2 separate regions of the Mus musculus genome follow, and region 2 is linked to region 1. Evidence: chromatin contacts called from ENCODE Hi-C data. All regions are on one chromosome and are shown on one strand. The core of a region is the stretch at or near the end of the contact, and the rest is flanking DNA. Distances in the headings are between cores, read along the strand shown.

Evidence for each region. Hi-C counts contacts between places; a loop is a spot of excess contacts on that map.
Region 2: a map of heart shows a loop between it and region 1 (6-fold over the local background). The contact joins the promoter of A930035F09Rik here to the enhancer-like site in region 1. A Hi-C loop is called at or near these places in 7 of 37 maps with a recorded cell type or tissue (gastrocnemius, heart and left cerebral cortex).

What each region holds. Positions count from the first base shown.
Region 1 is chr8:127,910,041-127,916,702 of GRCm38, forward strand. No RefSeq gene overlaps it. Among named protein-coding and RNA genes, the nearest start is that of Gm32590, 110 kb to the left of the region's middle. Within about 2 kb of position 4,096, at least 1 of the 3 ENCODE cell types and tissues checked has a DNase peak (open chromatin) inside an H3K27ac peak, as active enhancers do; it is heart, where a contact is called at or near this core.
Region 2 is chr8:128,354,804-128,361,465 of GRCm38, forward strand. A930035F09Rik (a long non-coding RNA gene) reads right to left here and starts at 3,434. Exons shown (of 3, transcript XR_879381.3): 1 at 2,578-3,434. Nrp1 (neuropilin 1) reads left to right here and starts at 4,270. Exons shown (of 17, transcript NM_008737.2): 1 at 4,270-4,829. The coding sequence starts at 4,757. It overlaps Mir1903 (microRNA 1903), which reads left to right and starts at 4,438; the gene lies at 4,438-4,517.

The DNA of each region.
Region 1 (6,662 bases), core at 2,846-5,345:
TATGTAGAGACAGAGACGTAGGAGAGGTTTGCTCTCTTTACAAGGTCTTAGCTGTAGTGCATCACCTCTCCTCAGCAACCCCCACCCTGATGTTCCTCAGAAATTGCTCGGGCCACCCTTCTGGTCTGATCTCATTTTCTTGTCAAAAACAACTTTCTTCTGTGGCTTATCTCTTAGGAAAAATCTGATAATCTAAATCTAGACCAAACTTCGCTGTGTGTGTGTGTGTGTGTGTGTGTGTGTGTGTGTGTGTGTAAGTGCACATATGCAGAGGTCTTTGAGAATACTATGGTTAAGTCTATTAAGATCTCAGATTTAATTTATATTTTAGCAATGCCCACAGAGCCTTGATACAAAATAGAATAGTGCAGGCTGGAGTCATGGTATGAGATTTGAAAAAACAAAAACAAAAACAAAAACTTAGTGAGTGAAGCCATTTCCACTGTATTTGAATCCTGTGGCACCTCAGTGACTGGGTAAGTACTATCTATGCTAGCTTTGGAAACACTGAGCATGTACTATTGAATCCAACAAGACCAAAGGTGTTGCACTGACTCAAGTTTCATGGCTACTGAGTAAAAGTTTTGGATGTTTTCTTGGAAAAGAATATAGGGATGGTTACAAGATGTTGTGAGCAGCTTTAGAGCTGGCGAGCTAGTCCAGGCTGCAGCCTTAGCTTGTGTGCCAATCCGTTTGAGAATGTGACATTTTCCCAGTACCATATAGCATCTCTCATCCCACCTCAAACAAGGGAAGTACTTAGGCTACACATTAAGCCTCCTTCCACCTCCTCCCACTGAAATAAACATCCACTCAGATCTGATCCATCTACTTTGCCAAAATGTTGGTGTCTTCTGCCATTTACCCTTTAGAAGAGTTTGAATGAGTTCTTCGCTTTAAATATAATATGTTCCCCACAGGCTCCTAAATTGTGGAACCTCTAGGAAGTGGAAACTCACTAGAGAGGGTATGTCACTGGGACCTTGAGGTTTTATAGCCTGGCTTCAACTTCTCTTCATTCTCTACATTCTGGTTGCTTATGGAATGTAACCTGCAGCTAGCCTCATACACCTGCTGCCCTGATTTCTGGGCCATGATAGAATGTATCCCCTCCAACCCTAAGTCCAAACAAACCTGTCCTTCCTCAAATTGCTTCTTTTTATGTATTTTGTTACAGCAATGAGAAAAGTAACTGCTATGAAAAGTTCCTTAGCCACTCTTAGTTTTCTACTCTATACAGTGGCAATGATAACAATTTGCATCAGTCAGCTTTCTATCACTCTAAGGAATACCTGAGACAGTAACTCTATCAAGAGAAAAGGTTGGGGACTAGAGAGATGGTTCAGGCAGTAAGGAGCCTACAACTCAAGCATGAGGAGATTAGAGGCTCAGCATCCACAGACAAAGCCAGGCAATATGGCATGTATCAGTAACCCTAGCACTGAGGAGACAGAGGCAGAAGGATCTCTATGGCTTGCTGGCCAGCCAGCCTGTCTGAATCTGTCAGCTCTAGATGATTCAACGAGAGAGCCTATTTTCAAAAAAGAAGTGGAGAGTGATCCAGGAAGATAACAAAGTCAGTATGTGGCTTTCATATGAACATACACAAACATTCACGTTTAAACACCCACATGAACACATTCTCCCCATGTCCACATGAAACAGAAAGGTTGATTTTAACTCAGAGTGGAACAGTTTCAGTCCATGTGTGATCATTTTGGTCCTAATGACCTTAGGCCTGTGGTGATGATAACATCATATTGTGGCCACAACACAAAGGAGAGGAGGAACTTGGGTCCCACAGTCCACCTCAAGGACATTTTTCCAACCTGCTAACTTTTTCCCATTAAGCCTGACCTCCAAAGGTTTCATCACTTCCCAATAGCACCTCTCTGGGGGCCCAGTGCTGCACACATTGGCCTCTGTGGGATATTAGAGACCCACTGTATAGGAAGCACCTACCTCACAGAGCTGCTAAGATGAGATGGGATATGTGGGCAAGTGGCCTGGATCATGTGATCATTCTTACATGATCATTTTAGTTCCCTTGTGTACAGTTGAGGCCTTGGGAGGGAGGGTGGTTAACTCCTGATACATTGTAGTAGCTGCATTTTCCAAGTTTCAGATGACAGGGAAAAGTTAATGTCTAGCCAAGTCCAGTAGCCATCCTTTACTTCCCAGAAAAACAGACGGGGATGATGCTGTTGCACAGCACTTCTCCTTTGACTCCAGGGATACAGAAACAATCGATTGTCAATGTCTTCCCCATGGATACAGAGGTAATAGTTTGGCAACGTCTAACACATTATGACTAGCCCAAGTACACCTGACAACTGTTACTGGGCTGGGGATTGTGATGAGATGAGAAAAAACTGCACTTTTCACGTGTTGACTTTCATGGACCACATCATTATCTTTAAATAGAAGGCGATGCTTGAGCACAATGGCTGGGTCTCTTCTCCCATGCCATTGCTGATGCTCTCTTCAGAACTCTGTCTTCAGCTCTCTGGAATGTGCTGCTTTCAGATACTAAGGGCCAACGTTTCAATTGGCCTCTTTCCCCGTCCTCCTGTTATTTACAGGTGCTGTTTCTGAATGCAGAAATTCCAATTTACTAGTGTAATTACCCAATTTATATGCACAAAGGTGGGCTGCCACTCACAAAAATTAATGCTGCCCTAAATAGCAAGTAAGACCAGCTCAGATGTGACTCTCCTTAACATATCAGACCTGTGTGGGAACTCCACACACTGAATTACTTTAGCTAGTTCACTTATTACATTTGGCATAGTGCCTCCATGGGGGCATCCTAACTGAGTGCCAATGGGGAATCTAGGCTTGAAATTGCCAGGTTGTGGGCGACTTCTGTGAATTCTTCACAAAGGTAATATAATGGTAGATGTTGTATGAAATGATTGGTTGGTGGATCCCTGGGTCAGATGACAGTCAAGGAGGCTTTGCCGTCAAAGCAATAAACATACCTTTGTGTCTGAAAAGGGAAGGCGTTTCATGGGGAGGGTTCATAAATGCAGAGATGGATTCTGAGCAAGTTCAATGTTCATTCTAAAATGACTGTAAGAGTCTCATGTTGTCCAAAAAAACCAATCCTAGTGGCTCCTGAGTGATGCAAGAAGGTGATTTAAGAATTCTTACCTGGAAAGAGATGTGGAGCTTGGTAAGAATGTGGCCTTTGGAAAGGGACCATATCTCACCCACTTCAGTATTCTCAATGTACTGTTAGAGAGTTCTCACCATAGAACATAGACACTCAATAGAACATTTGCTGGAGAACTGACTAACACCCTAGGACTCAACAGAATCATAGGGGCAAGCAGCCCCAAGATTGCTGCTCAGGGATTTTAATGTTGAACAATCATGGCTAAATGAGGTGGCATAGGATTAAAAAACAAGTCCAAAGCTGGTACAGTGGGAAATATCTGTTACCTCTGCACTTGGAAGACAGAGGCAGGAGAGTTGAGAGTTTGAGGCCAGCCTGGACTATATAGCAAGACACTTTCTCCAAAAGTCAACAAATAAAAATGGCTAATAAAATTAAATGATGTTTTAAAATAATATGGTTCTCTTCCTCCACTTGAAACAAGGTCTTTCTCTTTAGCCGAGGCTAGCCTCAAACTCCTCATGTTGCTAAAGATGGTCTTGAGCTTCTGGTCTGTAGAATGCTGAGATGACAGGCATGTGCCACTACATTCTGTAATGGCAGTGTTGGCCGTACAACCTGGAACTTCACACAGGTTGGGCAAGCACTCTGCTAAGACACATCCAAAGACTAAAAAATAACATGTTTAAAGGAATTTTTTTCCTCTGATAGGTTTCTCCTTTTCTTTTCTGCTTGATACGTTTTATTCTATCTGGGATGCAGCTGTGTCCTGGTTCCCTCTCCTATGCTAACTATAAGTGGAAGTGCAGGCCCAGGTCTCTAAAGTGGGAGCCCTGGCTCTTTTAAACCAGGGTAAGTACCAATGTGTTAAAGGAGGAAAACCATGACACCACACAACCACAGGAGCTGACACATGTAAAGTCACACCCCTGGGTCCCACTAATGAAGACCAATCCTTTCAATTGGTGTTGTTTCTCCATTGGGTCTATACTCTATGGTGTTCTGATGACAGCTGACCTGGCTGCCTGTACAATAACAGCTGAGCTGGTGGTATACTCCTGAAGTTATGCAACGTTCATTTCTGCCCCAAGCTCACAAGCTTGCAACTGTTTGAAGCTGCTGGATACTACAGTATGTTTCTATCTTTGTGTCTGGCAAGATTTTCTAAGCTCTTAAAATTACTTGCCATTTAGGTAGGCAGGAATCCAGGGAGCGAGGCTTGAAATAAACATGACTACTGGCTTCGTGCTTCCAGTAGCCTGCTGAGGAAATGACCCCTTTTCTTCCTGCTCTTCTCCTTTTGCCTTTGCTTCACTGCCTGTGGTCTTAGCCCTTGTCATTTATTCAGCAATCTGTATAAATTTAACATCAAATGATTAATGACTTCCTTGCCATATTCCAGGAGAAAACTGAGATAAGATTTCTCTGATATCAATAGCATATTTAAAAGTCTAATTTAGGGTGATATGAGTAGCTTTGTGTTCCTTTTGATTTTGTCTTTCCACATCACCTTAAGAGAACTTTTAGCTACTTTCTTCTCTAAGAAGGAGATGGTGGTGATGGGCGAGTAGGAACAGCAAGATGTCCAAAGTGCCCTTCTTTGCCCTGGCCAGACAAGGATATCAACATAACTGACCATGCCAGCAGTGAGATCCCGAGGGCCTGGTCATCATCACTTCTCACACTGGAGGAATTTTATCTGTCCTGCTTCCTGATAGAGAAAGTGAATCCTAAACCCAGTGTTTTTTAAGGTTATGAAAAGACATACTTTAGTTCCCACAAGTAATTCTCTCCTGATACAACAAAACCTACATATTAATAAAGTAAAACCTGGTGTGCAAATATTTTCATAAGCAAGATAACAAGAATGATCACATGCTTTTTACCAAAGCTCCCACCACAGTGGACTGTGCTGAGTGGCTGTGAACACGGTGCTCACAGCACCAGAGAAAGCTGATGGTAAGCACTGGCTCAAGAGTTACATGAGCTGAGAAGCAGTATCTGAGAGGCATTCCCAGCCGGTGTGTGCTGGTACCATCTGATCCCAGTAAGAGTCTCTGTTATAAAAAAAATCAAAGACTATGGTGGGGAGATAGCACAGGCAGGAAAGCACTTGCCTTGTCAATGTGCAGACCTGAATTCCACACCCAGAATTTATATTTTTTAAAAAGGAAAAAATTTAAACATGGTTGCATGCGAGTAACCCCAGAGCTTAAGGGATGGGGAGGTAATGGGTCCCTAGGCTCGTCATTTAGCCAGCTTAGCCTACTGACTGTGCACTAGGACAGTGAGAGACCCTGTCTCAATAAACAAGATAAAGAACTGAGGAATGACACCCGTTGTCAGCCTCTGGGTTGTCCCACAGCACCTGTGCATACTTTAGTGCATATGAATGTGCACTAACACACACACACACACACACACACACACACACACACACACACACACACAATGTCAACTAGCAAATGCTGATGGGCTTATACTGCTGGTAGGAATGTAAATTGGTACAGTCACTGTGAAATCATTATGGAGATTCCTCTAAGACTAAAAATAAAACTCCCATATGATCTAGCTATAGCACTCCAGAAAAGAATCTAAGTCACGCTGCACATTCCTGTTTATTGCTGGCACTACTCAGAAGAGCCAAGATGTGAAACCAGAGTAGATATCCATCAACAGACAACAAAAGAGAATGTGGCATGTAAAGAATACAGAGACCCTGTCATCTGCAATGAAATACATGGAACTGGTCTAGGATCAGAATAAACACTGTGGCAGGAGAGAGACAGAGTGGGAGAGGGAGAGGGAGGGAGAGACGTGGGGGAGGCACAGCAGGATTAATGTATGAGAGAAGCTAGCTGGCAGAGGGAAACTGGAAACCCCATATGACCTGGGCTACAATGTAATAAACAGAACCTGGGACAAAGAATGCAGGAGATATGGTTGCTGTGTAAAACCTTTAAAGATCAGTAGCACTGAGCTTTGGAATGGCTGTCTTGTCAGCTCACTAGTCTCCCTCTACCTAGGGGGGTGCTTTTTAAAAAAATTATAAACAAATTTTCTTCATTTCTATTGCTAGCCATGTGTTCCAGGTACATTTTATTATTAGGAAAATACTGCAACCAGGGCATTTCACTAGGGACACCTTAGATTCTGCAGCTATTCCAGCAGGACACACAGAACAAGTATTATGTATTCTCTCCCTATGTGGAAGGGGAAAGGAGAGAGGGAAGGAAGGAAGGAAGGAAGGAAGGAAGGAAGGAAGGAAGGAAGGAAGGACGGAAGGAAGGAAGGAAGAAACATAGATGAATGACAGGTAAAATAGTGATTGACTAGAAATGATTGTGTTTTGAGAGAAGTATAGACAGTGTGATTAGATTTGATCAGAGTCTTGTAATTGTATGAAACAACTACAGTAAATTCAGCTGATATATGTTAATAAAAAAAAAACTAAAGCTGGGCTGGGGGCGTAACTTGGTTGAATGTTTGTCTAGCATGCATGAAGCTTGGAGTTCAACCCCAGTAGGGCATGAACTGGGTGTGG
Region 2 (6,662 bases), core at 2,184-4,683, 440 kb after region 1:
ATGATATTTTAAATTTTGCTTGCTGAGTGTTTCTGTCTGTTGTTTTTATTTTCCTAATTTAGATAGAATTCAGCCAGGTAGTGTGGTTGGAAATTTGTGATCCCAGCATGTTGGTAAATTACACAGACAGTGTCTCAATCTCAACCCCTGCCCCAAGAAGTAGTTCATGGAAGGCAGATTAATCACCGGTTACTGTTTCAGACTAAATACTGTTTTCAAAATCTAACCCCAAAGGCTGTGACTCCACCAGCATGACTCAGAATTTAGCCCTGTCCACCTGTGTCAGGGGATATTCAGATCACAAAGACTTTGCTTTGAAATCTTATCCTGTAGGTTTTAGAAAGCATTCATGTCTATACTACTTAGAGAAACAGAAATGAGGGCTAGAGAGATGGTACCAAGGTTGGGTGTACCCGCTGTCCTCCCAGAGAACCTAGCTTCAGCTCCCAGCATCCACATTGGGCAGCTAACAACCATCTGTAATTCCAGATCCAGGGCATCTGACAACTCTGGTCTGTGGCCACCTGCACTCACATATACATACCATGTGTGGACACACACACATAATCAAAAGTAACAAAAACTAAAGTAGCTTTTTAAAAAGAAACAAAATTAAAGATTTCTTTATTTATTCTCTTCTGCCACTACAAATCCAGATACCTATAGCAGGATCCCCAAGAGACAACTTTTGCATGACAGTTGTTTCATAAAGGTATCATTTTAAGGAAACTGTCTCATTTAGAGTGTTTAAACTTATTTTAATTGTGTGTACATATGCCTGGGTATACTCATGTAAGTGGAAGTGCCTGTGGAGTTTAGAAGAGGGTATTGGATCCCTGGGAACTGTAGGTATAGGTAGTCTTGAATTATCCAGTGTAACTGTTGGGAACTGAACTTGAAAGAGCAAAACCTTCCCTTCACCACAATGCCATCTCTCCTGACCCAAAGGGATTCTCTCTCTCTCTTTTTTTTTTTTTTCTAAGTTTCTTTGTTCTGTGAAGGCAGTGTCTCAGGTAGCACAGACTGACCTTGAACTCACTCTGACCTTGAAACCCTGATCCTCATGCCTCCTGTTCCAGAGTGCTGGGATCGGGGCCCCATACCACCAAATGTGTAAACTGCAGTTTCTCTTCTTCCATGTTAGATGTTGGTTAGCTCCTAAGAATTCTTTGTTTCTTTATTGCCATAGGTTTGACTTTAAAAACAACACAATGCATAATCTTGACTGCACTTGATGTGGTTTTGAGCTACACTGGGATCCCCATATTGTACCCTTGAGAACTAGGTGGTCCAAAGGCCTTCTGGGAGCAATGACTCTCTTATTTCTAGCAAAGTGATGTGGCTTGGTGAAAGGAGCAAGGTTTTTCCACCCAGCTAGTTCATACTGGCTGTGCTCAAACAGGCCCCAACCTCAGCAGCCCCTGAGGTGGAACTGACCATGGACAGCCTCTATCCAGCACGGTTAGGGCAGCAGATAGATAAATCACCCGAAGGTAGAAGCAGACCCTGTCTCCTAGGCAGATCTGTGATATCAAGAAGAGGGATATGTGCACGAGACCAAAATAAAATCAAACTAGGAATACTGCCAAATTCTTCCTCTGTCTCACACTTGCTCTCCTATAAAGCCACTCTGTTTCCCTGGGTGGAGAAGTACAGGTATCTAAAATGGCCTGTCTCTCTTGATGGGATCCTATGGCACAGGAAAAGGTTGTTAACCAGAACGGTTAGCAGTATACCTACGCACTAGCTGGCAATTATTTATTAGAGTGGCTTGGCTCCATTTCTCAGACCCACTGTGGAAAAGAAAAAGTGTCTAGGAAAGCCTCAGTTCTGGAAAATGAGAAACAATAGCTTTAAGTATGTTTCCCCTAAAGTACACACAGGGCATGCCTTACAACCGAGAAAAGCTATCAAGAGAACTTAGGGGCTGAGCCAGAAAACTAGGAGTCTTTCACTGGTTCCCCAAGCTTCTTGTTTCTGGGTATGGGGAACTGTCCCTTCCAGGGCGCACCAGTTGATCACTCAAGTGTCCTAAGTGTGCCCCTTATCTCACCCGACCCAGGGCAGATTGGTTAAATACAGGCTTCAGCTTCGCCTGGGCTAGCCAGGCAAAGGGGTTCCTCTTCGGAAAGAGACAAGGATCTGGATCTCCACAATTTTGGCCTGGTTTCCCTCTTATGTCGACTCGCCAAGTCCGGCGAGGCGCCTGTCCGTTGGACTCCAGGACTAGGGTGGCGCGGGGTCACCCTGAATCTAAGGCTTGCCCAACATAGTTGGAATTGGCAAGGATGCGCCCGATGCCTGGCGCAGGGAGGCGGGGACACGCGCTCCGTGTGGCACATCGCCAGGGCTGCCGCCCCCCCCCCCCCCCCCCCCCCGCCGCCGCCACTCTCGTTCCCCTAGCTTTACCCTGGGCGCGGCTATCGCCTAGACCTTGCCTGCAGAGGGCCAACGGCCTCACGACTGCCCCTTCCGCTCGACTCAGGCGTTTGACTCCCGGCCTTCTGGCACGCCCAACCAACCCACCCGGAGTTCCAAAGGGTCGGAGAACCAAAGAGGAAGCTAGGGGCGACTAACCGGGGGCGCTCCGGGGCTGGCTCTCTGCACGCAGGGTTGGCGCTGCGGTGGGGCAGGGAGGGAGAGGCTGCGTTGGAGGCGGGGCTGGTAACCAGGGCCGGAAAGAAGGCTGGACTCTGGAGCCAGTGGGTCCTGCGCGGGAGCCCAGGAGGGAGATCCGCACAACGGACAAGCCTCAATTCAGCGCCCAGCCCAGACATCCAACGCAGAGTCCTGGCCTAGGGCACCAGTGTCCTGAGCGATCTTTCTCCCTGAATGACCCTAGTTTTTCAGCCAAAACCTTTGACCAGAGTCTCCTTGCCAGCATTCCCAAATCTTTGCAACCCCTTGTACCAGGTAGGAGTCAGTCTCTGTGGTGGCAGTATGTCTATAAATGCCACTTCCCAGAAGGCGTATGACCTTTTCACCTTACCCACCAGCTCCTTCGGAGGTCATTGAGCCCGGTATATGTACTTGATCAGAAGCCTCAACCAGTTTATGTCCCTGGGTGTCCTTGCTATTCATAAACCAAAGCCACCTGCTGCAGTTCTCGGAAAGCCCTCGAGGATGGAACCGGACTACATGGGGGAGGGGAGGCACTGGGCAGACACCAGGGACGCACCTCGTAAGTGGGTGGCGTATGAGGCTGGAGGATCAGTAGACACAATTGCCTGTAATCTAAACCTGGCACTAGGAGACCCTTGCAAAGATCATCCTGTCACCCTCACAAGGGGTCGTTGCCAGTCTTATCCTTCCCTCGGTGTGCACAGAAATGGGTCCCTCGACCCCTGATTCAGATTCTTGGAGTTCTACGTGGCTGGTCTGCGACTGTTGGCGGCTGCCCCCTAGCTGAAAGGCGCGCCACCATCCATCCTCCGAGCTCATGTAACCCCAAAGAAGAGGGGACCAAATCTCGGGGAACAATGCAGCCTGAAGCGTCAGGGGTGGGGATGGGGGTATCAGGTACCCATCCTCGCCTTTATGCACGGCGAGGAGACCTTGTTCCGCTGCAGCCAGGGTCCGTGCTCTAAGAAAGTCTGCCTATGCTTTACGTGGCAGACTGGGTCACAGTTCTCTAAGATCAACAGCGTGTCTCGCAGAACAACCAAGGCGTTCTTCTTTTAGTCTAAGTCCTACTCGGAGCGTCCTGGAGCGCCCGACTGCTTCCTGCCCCAAACCTCAGGCTGACACCCAGGAAGTGAAAGCGGGGACTGACAGCGCGATCCACGCCTCCGGGGGCGCCGGTACCTAGGGATTAGGAGTTCCGTGAAGTAGCAGCTAACCCCGGTCTCTCGGAACTCCTTGACTCCAGGATCCTCGCCTACACGAGCAGCCTAGTTCAGTTCTGGGGTGCAGAGATCTCGTCAAGGTAGACTAGCCTGCCACTGGGGCTGGTACCACTTGTACTGCCCCTTCTGACACACATACGTGACCTTGCGCTCTGGGCGCAGACAACCTGCTCCCTAGTGACCTTCTTCCCGCGGAGAGCACAGCAGGGTACCCGGAGGTGGGGTGGAGGGGGGAGCCCAGAGGACCAACCGGGAAAGCACGCGGAGAGAAACTTGTGTCTCTGAATCTCCAGCCAGGCAATCACTGGCAGAGCTGTGCGGGGAGGGGGCGGGAGGAAGGGAGGGAAGGGCTCTGGGAGGGAGGGGGAGGTCGGAGAGAGAGGCGGGTGCCAGTGGAGAAAGTCCTTGCTCTCCCGCTCATCTTTTCATTGCTCTCTCTCCTTCCCGCAGACAACCCGGACCTCCTCTGGGCGCCAGCTCCTCGGCTCCAACCCGTCCAGAATCAAGCGGGATTTTTTTTTTCTTTCCCTCTAGAAATTGGCTTTGGTGTGTCGCCCGCCCTCTCCCCTCCTCCTCGCAACTCCTCCCCTCTTTTTTTTCCTCCTTCTTCTTCTTCCTGAGACATGGCCCGGGCAGTGGCTCCTGGAAGAGGAACAAGTGTGGGAAAAGGGAGAGGAAATCGGAGCTAAATGACAGGATGCAGGCGACTTGAGACACAAAAAGAAAAGCGCTTCTCGCGAATTCAGGCATTGCCTCGCCGCTAGCCTTCCCCGCCAAGACCCGCTGAGGATTTTCTGGTTCTTAGGCGGACTTAAGAGCGTTTCGGATTGTTAAGATTATCGTTTGCTGGTTTTTCGTCCGCGCAATCGTGTTCTCCTGCGGCTGCCTGGGGACTGGCTTGGCGAAGGAGGATGGAGAGGGGGCTGCCGTTGCTGTGCGCCACGCTCGCCCTTGCCCTCGCCCTGGCGGGCGCTTTCCGCAGCGGTAAGTGACAGCCGGAGACGGGAGCAACCAGAGTGCCCGGGGCTGCCGAGTCCCCTCGGGCGAAGGGGTTCCAGCCCCAGCCACGGGACTTCCAGCCCCAGCCACGGGACGCGCGCACGGCTGCCGGGCGCAGGAAACTTGCCTGCGCAAGGAACGGAGAAGTCAGGGCGTCTGGGGCAGGAGGACCACAAACCCTCGGCCCCCTGCTCCAGTTGGTTGCTGGCTTCTCCTGCCTCTGTTTCGAGACAGAGCTGCCTACCTTCCCAGATCAGCACACCAATTATCTTAATAATGTTTCCTCCCAGAGGCAATTAAATGAGACTCCCTTTCAAAAATCTGATGGCTGCTGAGAGTTAATGAACACTTCACCGGGAGGACTTCCTGGTTCTCCTCAAAACACCCCTGCTCGGTTTCCTCTGGTGGGCGACACAGAGAGATAGCGGTCAGTCTTGGCGCTGGAACTCTCCGCTGCCTTTGTAAACCGTCTGTGATCAGTCTGAAGTATGAATGAAAGTCGCACTGTCAATAAAGGCTTTGGATCTATTCAGTGTGAGGTACCAGCGTGTCTGAGAATTCGTAACCCTGTTGCAGCTTCCAGTTGGCTTTTAAAACCACTCACTGTTAAGTAAATGAAAGGCAGTCCTGGGTATAAACAGTGCCTTGGAACATAAAGAGTGTGTTTAAAATGGGATCTGGTACAAATGTGTTCCACGTCCCCTGGAAAGGTGCTGAAGGCTAGGCAAGGGCTGATCGGAACAGTAGATCTTCATCATTATTATTAACTAATAGCTAAATGTTTACTTTGTCTGGCTCAGATTTCAATCAAAGTAATTAGGAGAAAAGTGCATCTACCACTTATTGTAGTATATTGTTTTAATAAGAGCTGAGCGGAGGGCTCTACCAGGAAGAATTTAAATCACTCCTTTATGATAGAAGTTAATCTCCTTAATGTGCTTTCCCCAGGTTTTGTGATTTCAACTATAGATCTCCCCCAACAGGTACCAAGCAGTGTTCTCAAAAGATATGCAAAATTTTTGTGAACACGGCTGGAATTCAATTTATTAATGAATTCGAGTTGGCGGCATCTTCCTATATACTCTGGAAGGGAAGCCAAACACTCAAAAAATCATGAATGTGGAGTTCAATTTGTTAATGAACCTGAGTTGGTGGAGTGCTTCTATACTCTGGCAGGGAATGAAATATCTTTTTCCTCTAACAGAAAGAACTCAAATGTTTAGAACTCAAACGGTTATCCTTCATAATGCGTAAGGATGGAGTGGAGGCCCTCAACTTTCCTAATGCTGCAACCCTTTTAGTACAGTTCATGCTGTGGTGACCCCCAACCATAAAATTATTTTTGTTGCTACTTCATAGCTGTAGTTTTGCTACTGTTATAAATCGTAATGTAAATATTTTTGGAGAAAGAGGCTTGCCAAAGGGGTTGAAACCCACAGATAGAGAACAACACTGGGTTAGAGCCATGTTGGGGTACCCAAAAGATGGTCATAATAACCAATGTGAAGAGCATTAAGACTTGTGTGGTACTGAACAACACACACACACACACACACACACACACACACACTTTTTAATTTTCTTAGCAGAAATGTGGGGGATGCTGAGAATCTGGACTCCACTCAACTGAAACCTTATTGCTATGCTTGAGGTGGCCAGGGCTGGCACATGACTCAGTAACTCTCTAGTCCTCTTAAAACCATATCCACCTCCTCCCAGTAAGTGTCTACTAAATTAATTCATTAACCTTATTTAGGACTAATGGTCCACAGTCATTAGGAATCGCTCTCTCCTAATCAAGTGTTAGAGAGACTGAAC